Regions from separate parts of the Homo sapiens genome. Here all the other regions are linked to region 3. The links are chromatin loops, found by intact Hi-C in ENCODE. Cell type or tissue: OCI-LY7. All regions are shown on one strand.

What was found. A loop is a pair of places that touch in the nucleus more often than their neighbours do. Peaks named below come from ENCODE experiments on the same cell type or tissue, not always from the same donor. Only the 100,000 strongest peaks of a DNase experiment are listed, where the experiment ranks them.
Region 1: it touches region 3 in a loop (7-fold over the local background); 2 of 110 quality-filtered maps call a loop at or near these places.
Region 2: it touches region 3 in a loop (11-fold over the local background); 18 of 110 quality-filtered maps call a loop at or near these places.

What each region holds. Positions count from the first base shown.
Region 1 is chr4:174,925,949-174,930,948 of GRCh38, reverse strand. All of the region lies in intron 2 of ADAM29 (ADAM metallopeptidase domain 29), which reads right to left. Among named protein-coding and RNA genes, the nearest start is that of ADAM29, 10 kb to the right of the region's middle. In OCI-LY7, no CTCF peak of the experiment used is centred here; DNase peaks (open chromatin) are centred at 1,428, 1,888, 2,568, 3,768 and 1 weaker place; H3K4me3 peaks cover 4,201 bases; H3K27ac peaks cover 5,000 bases.
Region 2 is chr4:175,535,074-175,540,073 of GRCh38, reverse strand. No RefSeq gene overlaps it. Among named protein-coding and RNA genes, the nearest start is that of GPM6A-DT, 250 kb to the left of the region's middle. In OCI-LY7, CTCF peaks have their summits at 2,825 and 3,026 (motif pointing right); a DNase peak (open chromatin) is centred at 3,033.
Region 3 is chr4:174,871,129-174,876,128 of GRCh38, reverse strand. It overlaps LOC101928551 (a long non-coding RNA gene), which reads right to left. Exons shown (of 5, transcript NR_125900.1): 5 at 165-334. Among named protein-coding and RNA genes, the nearest start is that of GLRA3, 44 kb to the right of the region's middle. In OCI-LY7, CTCF peaks have their summits at 1,799 and 2,004 (motif pointing left); DNase peaks (open chromatin) are centred at 1,008 and 1,988; H3K4me3 peaks cover 548 bases; H3K27ac peaks cover 1,756 bases.

The DNA.
Region 1 (5,000 bases), 55 kb before region 3:
TATTAATTAGACAGATAAAGCTTAAATTCAGCAGTTTGATGAGCTAAAACTTGATAACTACACACAAAAGTGGAAGGCTGAAAAAAAAATTCACAGCTTTCTGAAGTACATGGAAAAACAATCAAGAGAAATTTAAATGCATAAATATAAAATTTCCCAGAAGAAAATCATTCTTTTACATCAAAATTGTCAGTGTTAGTGGGCTATTTGAATTGTTAAATCTAGAGTATATTTTCAAAGTACAATTTCTGATTCTAGGAGAAAAGGAGTCATTTAAAAAAAAGAGTTGGCCATTTGTGAAAAACAAAATTAATAGTTGAAGGAAAAAAGACATAGTTACCTTTTAAACATAAAATCTGAGGCTTTTAATTCTTAAGTAAATTTAATTTTTAAGGACTTTAATATGACATTCCAAGTTTTGATACAAAATTGTTACTTTTCTGGAAAAATAATTTTGCTTTATAAATTATTATTACTCATCCATTTGTTCATTAAATAATCAGTAAGCAGCTGCCAGACAAGGTGCTAGGGCCTTTTTCACAAGATGAATGAACTCAAGTTACTCAGAGACAAGAATGAAGAGACATATTATTAAAATTTTAACACAATGTGAAAATTGCTTTAATTATTCAATTTAAAGTATTTTTGAGTGCTTACTTAGCTTCAAGCTTTACATCATGAGTGGGGATAGAGTTTCATATATAGATATATATGAGAGAGGCTGGGAGCGGTGGCTCACGCCTATAATCCCAGCACTTTGGGAGGCCGAAGTGGGCAGATTACTTGAGGTCAGGAGATCGAGACCATCCTGGCTAACATGGTGAAACCCCGTCTCTACTAAAAATACAAAAAATGAGCCGGGCATGGTGGCAGGCGCCTGTAGTCCCAGCTACTCGGGAGGCTGAGGCAGGAGAATGGAGTGAACCCGGGAGGCAGAGGTTGCAGTGAGCAGAGATCAGGCCACTGCACTCCAGCCTGGGCGACAGACTGAGGCTCTGTCCCAAAAACAAACTAACAAACAAAAATTAGCCAGGTGTCGTAGCATGCGCCTGTAATTGCAGTTCCTTGGGAGGGTGAGACAGAAGAATCGCTTGAACCCAGGAGACAGAGATTGCAGTGAGCTGAGATCGCGCCACTGCACTCCAGCCTGGGCAACAGAGTGAGAGTCTGTCTCAACTGAAAAAAAAAAAAAAGAGAGAGAGATGTGAGAGATAGAGTGAAGGAGAGATGTATAAACAATGAAATTATGTAAATCCTATACAAAAATGAGGCAGACAAGTGGGAAGGACTCCCCATAAAAACTCCAGCTGGCCTTGGGCACTGGGGTGGAAACTCAGGAAGTTCCTGTGGGTTTTGCAGCAGGGAGGAGCTTAGCCCCTCCTCTTCCTGTGTGGAACCTGGGATTCAAACTGCGAGGCGGGAAGCGCACCAGCAGGGACTCTGCCTTTGTGGAGAGTCTGTGTTTCCCCCCTTTTCCATTTTTTTCACTCCTCAAATCGTCCGCTAGCCTAAATTTTCGTAGCTGTGTGATAAGGACCTCATCTTGAGCTGAACTAATGAAAAGTCCTGTAACAAAAAGACATTTTATGTTTTACAAAGTGATCAAAAAGAGGTGGCTGGGTCTTTTTGAAAGCATCAGAATATGCTTTCTAAAGAAAGTCAACATTATGCTTCAAAAAGGTGGTACAAAATGTGCCTTATCAACTGATATGGAGTAACCAGGAGTGTACCTCACAGAAGAGGTAAAGATTGAACAGATTATTGAAACAAAATAAGGAAACTGTCAGGAAAACAAAGAGGAGAGGATATTTTACAGAGAAACCAACATGTGCAAAAACAAGAAAGTGCAAATTAGCAGATGGCATTCCGGAAATTTTAAGTCATCTGGCACTGACCAAGGCAGCCTTAGAAGTTCCCCTGAACCTGACTCAACTTCAGACAAGTTTCTTCCTGACTCTAGGCCCTTGATCTCTCTTTTCTTAGAGCAGTTACTTTAGAAAAGTTAAAATTGTAAATTCTTTCGCTGCAGCTTAGAGATGTAAATCTTCTCTTGCAAGTTTTACAGACTAGGAATGTCTTTCTCCAGGTCCTGAGAGTCATCCTTTTGAAAAGTATACACCAAGAAAGATGGAGTGCCTTCATCCAGTCTCTATAGAAATGTAGGAGCTTAACTTAGATAAGCACGTATTAGCAAACACAGATGGCCGAATCATGTTTACCAACCTCCCTGCAAAGTTCTCTAGTACTTTGTCATTAAAAACTGTCCCATCTTTTGTTTCAGGGGAGTTAAATTTAGTCTCTCTCCCCTATTGCAATAGTCTTGCCTCCCTCTGCAATTGTCTTTGCCTGTCAACTCTGGCTGGTGTCTTTTTTTTTTTTAAGCACATGACAGGGAATTTGTAGAGATAGGTAATGTTAGGGTCACCCCAACCAGACTGTTCCCCCTCCCTTCCCATGGGTCTTACAATGCAGTCGTTTGTGACATCCGCACAGCTCCCCCAGGGCTAAAGACAAACCCCCCTTCACTGACCCCTCCAGTAACTAACCAGTCAGTTACAGGATGCGGTTGACATGTCTGTTCACCTTGCATAACAAAGCTGGCAAAAAACATCTCCAGGATGCGGTCAAGACACCTGCACACCCATCTCAGCTCCCCCACCCTGACCCTGTTCCTCGCCTTGTAAAGCCATGCAATGGTCTGAAAGCAGGGCTGCCTCCTCTGCTTTTATCAGGAGGTAGCCCGGCAGGACTGATAATAAATCAGCTTGCCTGAACTCAGCTGTCCTTCCAATTATCCCTTACAGGTAAAATCCAGAAAATGAAGGTTTTTGTATACCCTTAGGGAAAACGTTTTAAGCAGGGAAGAGGAAGACAAACTGATTTGGAATCCTAGGACTGGAGGAAAGCCAAATTATAATGGCAGTTTGTCTTATATTCCCCCACCAAACAGAAGAAGGCCACACAGGCCAAGTGTTTCCCAGCCCATAATCTAGCAAAAGAAGGTGGCTCAGAAAGGATTAAGTCTCCCTTGGATCAAATGCATGTCCCTCCAATAATACCAAGCAAGATTCCACCAGCAAGAGGAATCAATCAGGACCCAGTAAACATAGAGGGGCCAGTAGAAGCACTCTCCCACCAGGCTTATCCTGAAACCCCACTCCCACATCCAGGAATACCCAGGTAGCTGTGCACCAACCAGCAAGAGGGACCTCGCCATAACAGGTGGTGTGTAGACTAGCCCTATAAATATATTATAAAATACTCCTAGAACCAATAAGTGAGTTCACCAAGGCTGCAGGTTACAAGATCAACAGACAAAACTTAATCACAATTTGTATGCAAACAAGGAATATTTAGAAATTGAAATTAAAACTCAACTACCATTTGCAATCATTCCAAAGAAAATTTACTACTTAGATAGTAATATAACAAAACATGTACAGAATTGACGTGGTGAAAACTACAAAATGTTAATAAGGGAAATTTTTTAAAATCAAATACAGATAGATTAGAACATTCAACATAGTAAAGGTGCCAGTTCTCCCCAAATTGTTTTATATTAGTTTGGTGCAAAAGTAATTGCAGTTTTTACCATTGAAAGTAATGCTGTTTAAAAAAAAACACAATTACTATTGCACCAACAGGTGTAAGCTACTATAAATATTGATATGCAGGTTTTTGCGTAAACATAAGTTTTTAGTTGGGCAAACACCTAAAAGTAGAGTGGCTGGTTTGATAGCGAGTGTATAATGAACTGTCAAATAGTTCAAATGGGCTGTACTATTTCCTAACACCTGTGTTTGAATGTTCCAGTTTGTCTGCATTCTTGCTAGCACTTGGTATTTTGAGTATTTCTTAGCCACTCTAAGAGATTTGTTGTGGTATCTAGTTGAGTTTAATTTGCATTTCACTAATGACTAATGATACTGAGTATCTTTGATAAGTATATTTGACATTTATGTATATTCTTCGGTGGAATGTCTGCTGAAATATTTTGCCTAGTTTGTATTGTTTTTTGTATATTTTACTGAATTTTAAGAGTTCTCAATATATGCCAAATGCAAGTCAGAGAGAGTTCATAAAGACAATAGAACTATTTAATGAAAAGGTGGTAGCCATATAGATAGCATTGTAAAACTGCAAATGAGGATTTTTATATAATAGAAATTGAAACTGGGGAAACAGTGTTATGTTTTGTTGTTATGTTTCATTTTTTTTTTTTTTTTTGGACATGGTCTTGCTCTGTCACCTAGGCTGGAGAGCAGTGGTGTGATCATGGCTCAGCCTCCTGAGTAGCAGGGATTATAGGCTTGCACCACGACACTCCCTAATGGTTTTTAATGTATTTATTAAGATGGAGTCTCATTATGCTGCCCAAGCTGGTCTCGAACTCCTAGCCTCAAGCAATCCTCCCCGGTCAGCTTGTTTTTAACATTGTTTTAGAGTGTCAATACTCTGAGTTTAAAAACTAGTATTTTAATGGAAAACATAACTCATCTGTCCTTATACTTTTGCCTTATTAAATCTTCATAGTTAAATATATCTTATTTTCAGAACTTGAGATAATTAAATAATATTTATATAATTTAATCATATTGACAACTAGGAGAAGTTTCTTTAGGCTAAGTAAACTTGTGTGCTTATGACCGGAAGGCAGGGAAGTGGTCTGAGCATCAATTTGAAGCGTTATCGATACGGTTTTTTCTTTTGTAAAATGGGAATGATAATAGTAATGTCTACCTCATACAGTGGTTTGGGAAGTTAAATACGATAAACCAGGTTAAATATTTAGGGCAGTGACTACCATTCTTATTCAATACATAATTGTTATTATGATTATTTTACAATCTTTAAAATACTTCAGTGGTTTTGCAAATCTCCACTTCACTCTATCTGTATAAAGATCCATACTCCTTTTTTTACACAAAATAGGAAATAAAGGATACAATTTTTTTTAAAATGATTTGAAAGAAAGCTGACTTTCATTAGAGTGTGTCTGA
Region 2 (5,000 bases), 660 kb before region 3:
TAAATTAAAACTCTTAATAACAATAAAAACTACTGCAATTATTGGTCACTCACTAAAAGCCACATTTTATTTTAGGTTCTATCCGTATTCTATGGTGAACTGTGGCATATTTAAAAGAGTTTTTAAAGTTTGAGGATTTTAAAAAATTTAATAGAATAACTCAATATAAATTAAATATAACTTCAAAGAAACAGATTGGTTTAAATTACTGAAATTGATAGGAACTTCGTTAACCAGATTCAGTCTTTATTGAATCCTTATTTTGTTTTGATTGAACTGGATTAGTAAGAGAAAGAGAGATGGTCCAAATCAAACAGAAACCAAGGGTTCATTTCAAAATACCATTTCTAGAGCTGTGTATAAATACCAATTTATTTACTTAACCTTTGGCATTTATGTCTATCCTCCTATTACATAACTGGCGTGCACCATTGTAAATGTGATGCTGTTTAAGAGTTTTTCCATTTAAATTGGAAATTTAAAGTCAAGTCTTCAGGGAACATTTGAGTGTTTCAAGCACTGATGACTTTTATTGCAGCTTTATCTTTGCCCAGTCTTTGAAAATTTTTTTCTCTATTCTATTTAGTATAAACAAGATCCACTTTGTGTCAGCACTCTGGAGATACAGATGAGTTAATGTAATTTTTCTACTTTAAGGTAAATGAAGTTAGAATTGTCTACTTTACTGTGAAAAATTCCAGTTTATCCATTTTCAAGCTCCTCTAAACCATCTAATCCCATTAATTAGAGTACTAAATCCTACATTCTTATGCTCAAGAATTTTGGAAAACATTTTAAACCTTTTTATTTTTAGTTTAACACTTTCCACCCCCACCCCCCACACCCCAACTGCTCAGTTAATCCTAAATTCCCCAGGCTCCACAGAGTAAATACAGTAATTTGTGGGATTTGTGGCTCTTTCAAATATCAGGTGAATTAAAAATATATATTTAAAAATCAAGCAAATTAAGTGAAAGTTCCTTAGAGGATATTTTGAGCACTTGATGACATGCCTTGGAGCCATGAAAGATATTGTGGTAGGGCAAAACGACTTCGAATGTAATATTCAGTTTTATTTTTCTCAGACTCAGCATTTCATTTGTTAAATGATCGTGATATCTGGAGAATCAAAACATGGTTGTTCCCTAGAAGCCCAAGACTTCCAAGTGGAATATAGGAACTGGTTCCTTTTAAATGCCCTCTTTGTTCCCCTCAACAAACAATTTATAAGCAATAGGATGGTGGTCTTCTGGCCAAAGCTTTACCAGAAAGCTCACTGAATCCTGGAATTCTTGAAAAATACATGTATTGCTTAAATACATTTAAGCCTCTAGAAGTTTATGGATGCTGAGTAGCTTGTCTGAGGTCTCCTGTTTGCACCATGACTGGCATCCATCTCTGAACTGTCTCCAAGCTGGGAAACCAATGGTGTTTCCCTCTCCTTTTGAATCAGGATAGCAGCCTTTAGAAAATTGCCCGCGTTTGAATCCTAGAACTGCCACTTACTAGCTCTGCAACCCTGGGTGAGATACTTAATCAATGACGCAGTTGTCCCACCTATAAAATGGGGATAGTATCTACCACATACATACAGGCTTTTGAAGTGAAATTGTAGTTAAATCATGTAAAGCACTCAGAACACTGCGTTTTATGCAGTAAGTTTTCCATAGGTGCTAGCTATAATTACTCATTTCATCCTTTATTATTTTAATTTGTTTTCCTAACCAGCTGGCTCCACCAAGGATTTGAGGTAGTTTACAATAAAGTCATAGATCTAATGGACAAAGAGAAAAATTCAAAACTAAAAGGATGAGGAGATGTTTTTTCTCAGGGAATGGTTCTGAGAAGCATTCATATGATTTTGATCAGAAGCAGTATCATAAGACAAGTGGATCTCGACAAACATGGGAAAATCTACATGACTCTCACTTATCCCCAGCTACTTCTAGATACAAAATATAATGACTAGTTTTCAAAACGTCCTATTTATTTTAACACTTCCTGTGAGAAAATGATGGCTTTTAATAGGTCTCCTAAATAATGATTTGGCATATAAAAATGCCTTAAATCCAGACTGAGAAATTAATGAGGTCATGAAAAAACAGTGTCTTTCTCTTTAGTCTTTTAGTATTTTGAGTAAATATGATGGGACCTTCGGTATTTATGACAGACGACACAACTGTTTGAAGAAAAGTTAATGATTATGGGCACGGTGGCTCATGCCTGTAATCTTAGCACTTTGGTAGGCCATGGTGAGCGGATCACTTGAGGTCAGGAGTTTGAGACCAACCTGGCCAACATGGTGAAACCCCGTCTCTACTAAAAAACAAACAAACAAGAAAACAAAACAAAACAAAAACTAGCCAGGTGTGGTGGCACATGCCTGTAGTTCCAGCTACTTGGGAGGCCAAGGCAGGAGAGTTGCTTGAACCTGGGAGGCAGAGATTGCAGTTAGCCAAGATCATGCCACTGTACTCCAGCCTGGGTGACAAATCAAGAGTCCAACTCAAAAAAAAAAGAAAAAAAAGATTACATTTTTCCCTTTTGCTGTATGTTTTTGAGTCTTGATCAAAGGACTATGACTTAGAAATTATTTTTTTTGGGTGCTTCAGGTACGAGCATTGTGATAATGGTTTCTATTAGCTGAATCATAAAGCTGTAGGAAGTACTCGGGTTGTCAGTTTATCCAATTTACCAATATACATTTATACTAAATAATGGATACATTACTAGAAACTAAAATGCTCATTTGTAATTTGTTGTTACGATTTTATTTTAGATGGTTAGTTTTGAATCACATTAAATGTTACTTTTATAGGAAAAAGAAACCAGAGCTATTGAAATCAATTTTATTTTTAAATCTAATTTCATTAGCATACAAACTGAATATGTATGTTCAATTTTATTATATATTTATAATTCTTTTATCTAATGCTGTGTATTCATCTAGAAAGGCTACAACTTCGTATCAAGCCTCGGAAACTCAAAATTGTCAAAAATGGAAGAAGGTTTTTAGCCACAAGGTGTCGTTGTTTGTCTTTTCTTTAGTGAGGTAACTGTGGCAACTTAGGTTCTCTAAAGGCTTATTGAATTAGGAAGCAGAATTTCTTTTACGGACAATAACTTAGGTTGTTGTCTTAACTCCTCTCATTCCATATATGATACAATTTCCAAAATTGTTTGCCAATTCTGTGTTTAATGAGCACAAGAGTCTAAAATAATACATGTTCTATGATGAGCTGCTTTATGGTTTAAAGTTTTTAAAATTTGAGATTTTTTTCCTCAGACATTTAATAAAATGATTTAATATGAATTAAACATAACTTCATAAAAAAACCAAATTGGTTTGATTTATTAAAATCAAACAGGGACTTCGTTAACCAGATTCATTTCTTTTTGAATCTTTATTTTGATGAAATTGTAAAGAAAAAAATTATAACAAATCAAATGGCATCAAGGTTTCACTTCAAAATGCCATTTCTAGAGATTTGTATAAACATATTTTCTCCTCAACCTTTGGCATTTATCTCTAGACCTTGTAGTACATAGCTGGTTCTCAGTATTGCAAACAGGGAGCTCCTCAGTTAGAAAGAGTATCTTAATAATTATGGCTACACAAAAGTTAATCAAAACATTTATACTCATAAAAAATTCCACAATGTCCTAGATTATTTCTTAATGTCTGATATTTTGGTTATCTGAGGAAATTTCAATGTAGATATATTGACCCAACCTTGATGTAAAGTAAAATAAGAAGTATTGGAGGTTTTGTTAAAATTCTAAAATCAGCTTATTTTCCATTAACAAAAAAGAGAACATCAATATCCAAGTATATTTATATAAATTGTAATATAATGGAAAAAATTTTAATAGCATATTTCCCAAGTACTGGACTTGTTAAATATGTCCAAACCAGCTACTTCTAAACTATATTACATAGAAAAATCATGTTATGGGTTGAACTGTGTCCCGCTAAATTTTATATGTTGAAGTGCTTACCACTAGTACCTCAGAAAGTGACCTTATTTAGAAATAGGGCTGTTATAGTTTGAAGTCAGGTAGCGTGATGACTCCAGCTTTGTTCTTTTGGCTTAGGATTGACTTGGCGATGCAGGCTCTTTTTGGGTTCCATATGAACTTTAAAGTAGTTTTTTCCAATTCTGTGAAGAAAGTCATTGGTAGCTTGATGGGGATGGCATTGAATCTATAAATTACCTTGGGCAGTATGGCCATTTTCATGATATTGATTCTTCCTACCCATGAACATGGAATGTTCTTCCATTTGTTTGTATCCTCTTTTATTTCCTTGAGCAGTGGTTTGTAGTTCTCCTTGAAGAGGTCCTTCACATCCCTTGTAAATTGGATTCCTAGGTATTTTATTCTCTTTGTAGCAGTTGTGAATGGGAGTTCACTCATGATTTGGCTCGCTGTTTGTCTGTTATTGGTGTATAAGAATGCTTGTGATTTTTGTACATTAATTTTGTATCCTGAGACTTTGCTGAATTTGCTTATCAGCTTAAGGAGATTTTGGGCTGAGACAATGGGATTTTCTAGATATACAATCATGTCATCTGCAAACAGGGACAATTTGACTTCCTCTTTTCCTAATTGAATACCCTTTATTTCCTTCTCCTGCCTGATTGCCCTGGCCAGAACTTCCAACACTACGTTGAATAGGAGTGGTGAGAGAGGGCATCCCTGTCTTGTGCCAGTTTTCAAAGGGAATGCTTCCAGTTTTTGCCCATTCAGTATGATATTGGCTGTGGGTTTGTCATAGATAGCTCTTATTATTTTGAGATACGTCCCATCAATACCTAATTTATTGAGAGTTTTTAGCATGAAGCGTTGTTGAATTTTGTCAAAGGCCTTTTCTGCATCTATTGAGATAATCATGTGGTTTTTGTCTTTGGTTCTGTTTATATGCTGGATTACATTTATTGATTTGCGTATATTGAACCAGCCTTGCATCCCAGGGATGAAGCCCACTTGATCATGGTGGA
Region 3 (5,000 bases):
GTTGACTGCTTGCTAGAGCAAGGGACCTGCCATATTAATGAAACTTTTAAGGATCCAATGATATGGTGCATGCCAGGACATCAGAACTTCCTGCTACTGAAAGGTTGCAATGCTTGGCAGACATTTGCAGATTTTTGAAATAACACATACCATACTAGGGCGTACTGCTTTGATTCATTTATCAGGTGACTTAGAACACTGCCAATTTTGAGTGGGTCTAGAGCCGAAGTCAGCTTAGCAGCAGTTGTACGCTGTTGTAGAAACAGCCTTACCACTTGGGTGATATGATCTGGCAGATCCAACAAGTTATAGAGCAGGAGTCAGCAGAATGTTTCTGTAAATGGCCAGGTAGTAAATATTTTAGGCTTTGAAGGCCTTAGGGTCTTTGCTGCAATGACTACACTCTGCTGATGTAGTACAACTATTCAACGCTACCATTATCCCAAAATTATTCAACTCTGCCTTGGTAGTGCAAATGGAACCACAGACAATATGTAAACAAATAAGTGTGTCTATGTTCCAATAAAACCTTAACTACAAAACCAGGCCCTGAGTCAGATTTGTCCCGTAGGCTATAATATTCTGAGCTCTGCTGTAGAAAAGAACATTGTGTGGAGTCCTCAGAGTACTCTAATAAGAAAGTTACAGCACAGGCCACTAGGGTTTGGAATAAGACCTTCCTCTTCAGCAGGGAATTGTAAACCACTTGCAGTACAATTTCTGGATTGGGGGCCTTACTGGAAACTGAATATCTGATTGTAAGGCATCAAACGACCATATGACTAAAGCTGCCCATCATACACTAATCATTGTCAGACTCATCATGTCATAAATGTAGGCCACCTAGCAACAAACCAGTATAAATTGAAAGTGGTATATGTGGGATTAAGCCCAAGCAGATCTGGATGGCATAAGTAAATTACATAAACAAGTAGGAACCACCCCATCCACCACCTACTCTACATCAACATATCTATCTCCACCTACACCTGTGCCTTTGTGTGAAGCCCCAGTGACCAGCTAATAGAAGAATGAAAAAGGAAGAAGGAAACTAAAGCCTGGTTCACAGAAGGGTTGACTGAACACTACAACTTCACTGAGGGGTGGCCTTGAAAGACAGTGGAGAGGGGAAATCTTCTCCTTGGAAACACCTTCAGGTAGTACATGTGGTCACTAACTTTTGTAACATATTTATTAGTAAGTATTATCGTGGGCCTCTGGAAAACATCTTGAAAGTTCTGGATGAGAAGTTCAGGAGAAGGAAATCTGGGCAAGAAGCTACCAGATGGACCTGAAGTGGTGAGCATGAACTTGTTCAGCTTTAGTGAAATTTTATACTTAACATTTCTTTCACAGGTTAATGAGAAATTTCTCTAAAGTTTAGCAAAACCAAATATGAACTTTGAACTCTAGACAGCAAAAGAGGAAATGGAGTGAAAAGAAGGTTAATTTAAAAATAGTGGAATTGACCTGCTATTGATTCCTTTCTTTCTTGCTTGCTTGCTTTATTCATTAACTTATCATTTTTATGTCTGCTCTTCAGTATTAATTAGCAAGTATATTAATTCCAAGTATATATGGAGTGTCTTGTAGTGAGTGACGGGCATAAGAATAAGTACATATCAAAATAGTCAAATATATTATTAAAATTATCATAAGTGCTATGAAAGAAAACAGAATACTAAGAATAACAAGAGTAGATCACCTTAGAAACAGGTTTCTCTGAAAAGGTAACATTTAAGAAAATGTTAAGAAATATCACAAAAAATTAGAGGAAGTCAGCAGTACAAAGACTGAAATTAAAAGTTTTCAAGGAAAAGAGTAAACAAATAAAAAAGACCTTCAGGTTAGAAAGAGCTTTTCATGTTCAAGAAATAGAAAGAAGGTGAACATGATTAGTGTGCAGTGATAGATGGGAACCTTAAGAGAGGAAAGAGAGGTGGGCAGGAGAGGGAACACATCTTAGCATCATTCTGGGCACCTGTTCTCAATCAGGCAATTGCGCCCTCAAGGGGCAAAAAAAAAAATGATTCTGGTGTGGAGGGAGAATAGTTCTCTTCTTATATGTAATGCAAAGATACACATATAAAACATAAACAGACAGTAAAATTTAATAAGAGGTCATTATAAATAAAAAGTCTGAAAAGGCTCTTTAGGTGCTGAAAATGAATACTAATTTGAGAATTGCCAACTAAGGATAACACTAGTATTTTAAGAAAGAAACCTGCAAATTTCAGTGGCTTAACACAATAGAATTTTACACTATCATAACTTGTGGATATTACTTTCTCCTACTTGATGATTCAGGCACTCGGACTGTTTCTAAATTTTTGTGCAAATAGTTCCCAAGGATTCAGGGACTTCTGTTCCCAGCTCAAAATCTGGGATCTCACTCCCCGATTCTGTATTCTAGCAACTCCAACACAGATCCTACACTGTCATGATCCTGCGTTTCAGTAACTAGCAGACAACTATATGCCCTTATCTCCCCTCCCCATCCATTATATAGTTACAGCGCAGGGATAAGACATCCATGACAAAAAGCAAAACAAATATGCCACCTGAATATTCAGAGAAGGGAAGAATAAGAAAACACACCAACTCCAGTTCAAGGCAAAGGGGCAATCCTATAGGAGGGCGTCATGAAGCCCTGCTCTGGCAGGGGTGGAAGTTCCTGAGTAGACAGTAATTCTGCTCTCTGAAAGGATCATTGTTCTCTGTGAGCCTTCATTGCACTCTGCATAGATTTCCTAGTTCATGTTCCTGTTAGAGTCAGAGGTGAGGTGGATGTTGGCGTTATTCCCTCTGTGATGGCTGTGGGGCTTTACTAGCATGCTTTGTGCTTGTGTGTGTTTTGGGATCTGATAGCAGTTCAAGAACAAATATCAAAGGCTTTCTACTTCAGGGATTTTGATTTTTTTTTATTGCTACGGTTCTCCAGAGAAACAGAATTGTTAGGACATATATAGAGCGATATATACAAAAAGATTTTTTAATGAGGGATTGGCTCACATTCTTCTGGAGGCTGAGAAGTCACATGGTCTGTTGTCTGCAAGCTAGAGGCTTAGAAAAGCTGCTGGTATACTTGCAATCCAAGAACTGAATGGAGGGCCAATGATAAAAGTCCTGACTCAAGTCCTAAGGCCTGGGAATCAGGAGCACTGATGTCCAAGAGCAGAAGACAGATGTCCTGGCTGAAAAAGAGAGTGTGAATTCTTCCTTCCTTCACCTTTTTGTTCTGTTCAGGGTCTCTGTGGATTGAATGACGCCCACCTGCACTGGTGAAGGGTGATCTTTACTCAGTCTATCAAGTCAGGTTTTGATTTCCTCCTTAAATACTCTTGTAGACATCCACCTCACCTATGACTCTAACAGGAACATGAACTAGGAAATCTATGTAGAGTGCAATGAAGGCTCACAGAGAACAATGATCCTTTCAGAGAGCAGAATTACTGTCTACTCAGGAACTTCCACCCCTGCCAGAGCAGGGCTTCATGACGCCCTCCTATAGGATTGCCCCTTTGCCTTGAACTGGAGTTGGTGTGTTTTCTTATTCTTCCCTTCTCTGAATATTCAGGTGGCATATTTGTTTTGCTTTTTATCATGGATGTCTTGTCCCTGCACTGTAACTATAAAATGGATGGGAAAGGGGATAAGGGCATATAGTTGTCTGCTAGTTACTGAAACGCAGGATCATGACAGTGTAGGATCTGTGTTGGAGTTGCTAGAATACAGAATCAGGGAGTGAGATCCCAGATTTTGAGCTGGGAACAGAAGTCCCTGAATCCTTGGGAACTATTTGCACAAAAATTTAGAAACAGTCCGAGTGTCTGAATCATCAAGTAGGAGAAAGTAATATCCAGTCAAGTTGATACATACAACTAGTTATCAAATTTCCCCAGAAAAATTTCCTGTGACTTGGGGAGGCTTTTGCTTCTAATCAATGCTAAGTACCAGGAACTATATGAAAGTCCTTTGTTAGAAATAATTCTCAAGTCTGTCTTACCTCGTTTTCTCCCTTCCACACCTTTCACTCTCAACCTAATGGTGGCTATTTTGAGACCACCTAAAACACTTCACTTGAAAGGCAAAGTAAAACCTTATCTGATCTTTGCTTCTGGACTGAGTCACTTAGATTAACTGGGAAACTTTACTGGGTATTTGTTGCCCTTAACTTGTTCTCTGTCTTGTTTTACCCTTCTTGTCTGTAGATTTTCTCAATCTTGCTAAGCGGTAAATTTCTCTATTCTTTCCCATTTCAGCTATCAAAGCAGATAGTTATTGCATGAACTGTTATTTCTTAAAGTCCCATTTTACAGGGAGAGGGAGTAAAGCCAACATACACAAATGTTTTTAATTTTTAGAACAAAATTTCCCAAGAAATACAGGTACAGTAAAATCTTGGTCTGCTTTTCACATTATGGCACACAGCAATTTTATGAAATATTTGCCACATAATAAGTTATCCAACCTTCTGTCCTGAAGTGTTTACTGTTTCTTAGCCTGTTGCTCAACTACTGATAAAGTGCCACATTTGTTCATAACTAGTTGGAGTGGCATCCATCATCCAATACTATTTCTATGTTGATAGAGTAATTCTAGAAATGTGTGAAATAGTAAGTGAACAAAGGTGAATGCTCAGACAGCAGATATACTAGACCAATAGGAACAACATGTACTAGAAAAGACTCAAAACCAATGGTAGCTAGACAAGTCTTCCATTGGTCATCACATACCAGAGTAATGCTCAGAGACCTAGCAGAGCAAGACAAACTCAGAACACCTCCAATTATGGGGTTGTGAGGCTTTTAGGCCTTGAAGTTGAAGTTTATACACCATAGCAGATGAGTAAGGGAATCACCACCTGTGCTGCCTACCAAGACGTACTGGCCTATGTGTTCATCTGCAGTTGGTTCCACAGACATTTTCAGAAGGTGTGATGTGTGTGATTTCTGGCTACTCACATTTGTTAGTCTGTCATTCTTAGTCAAATTAATGCA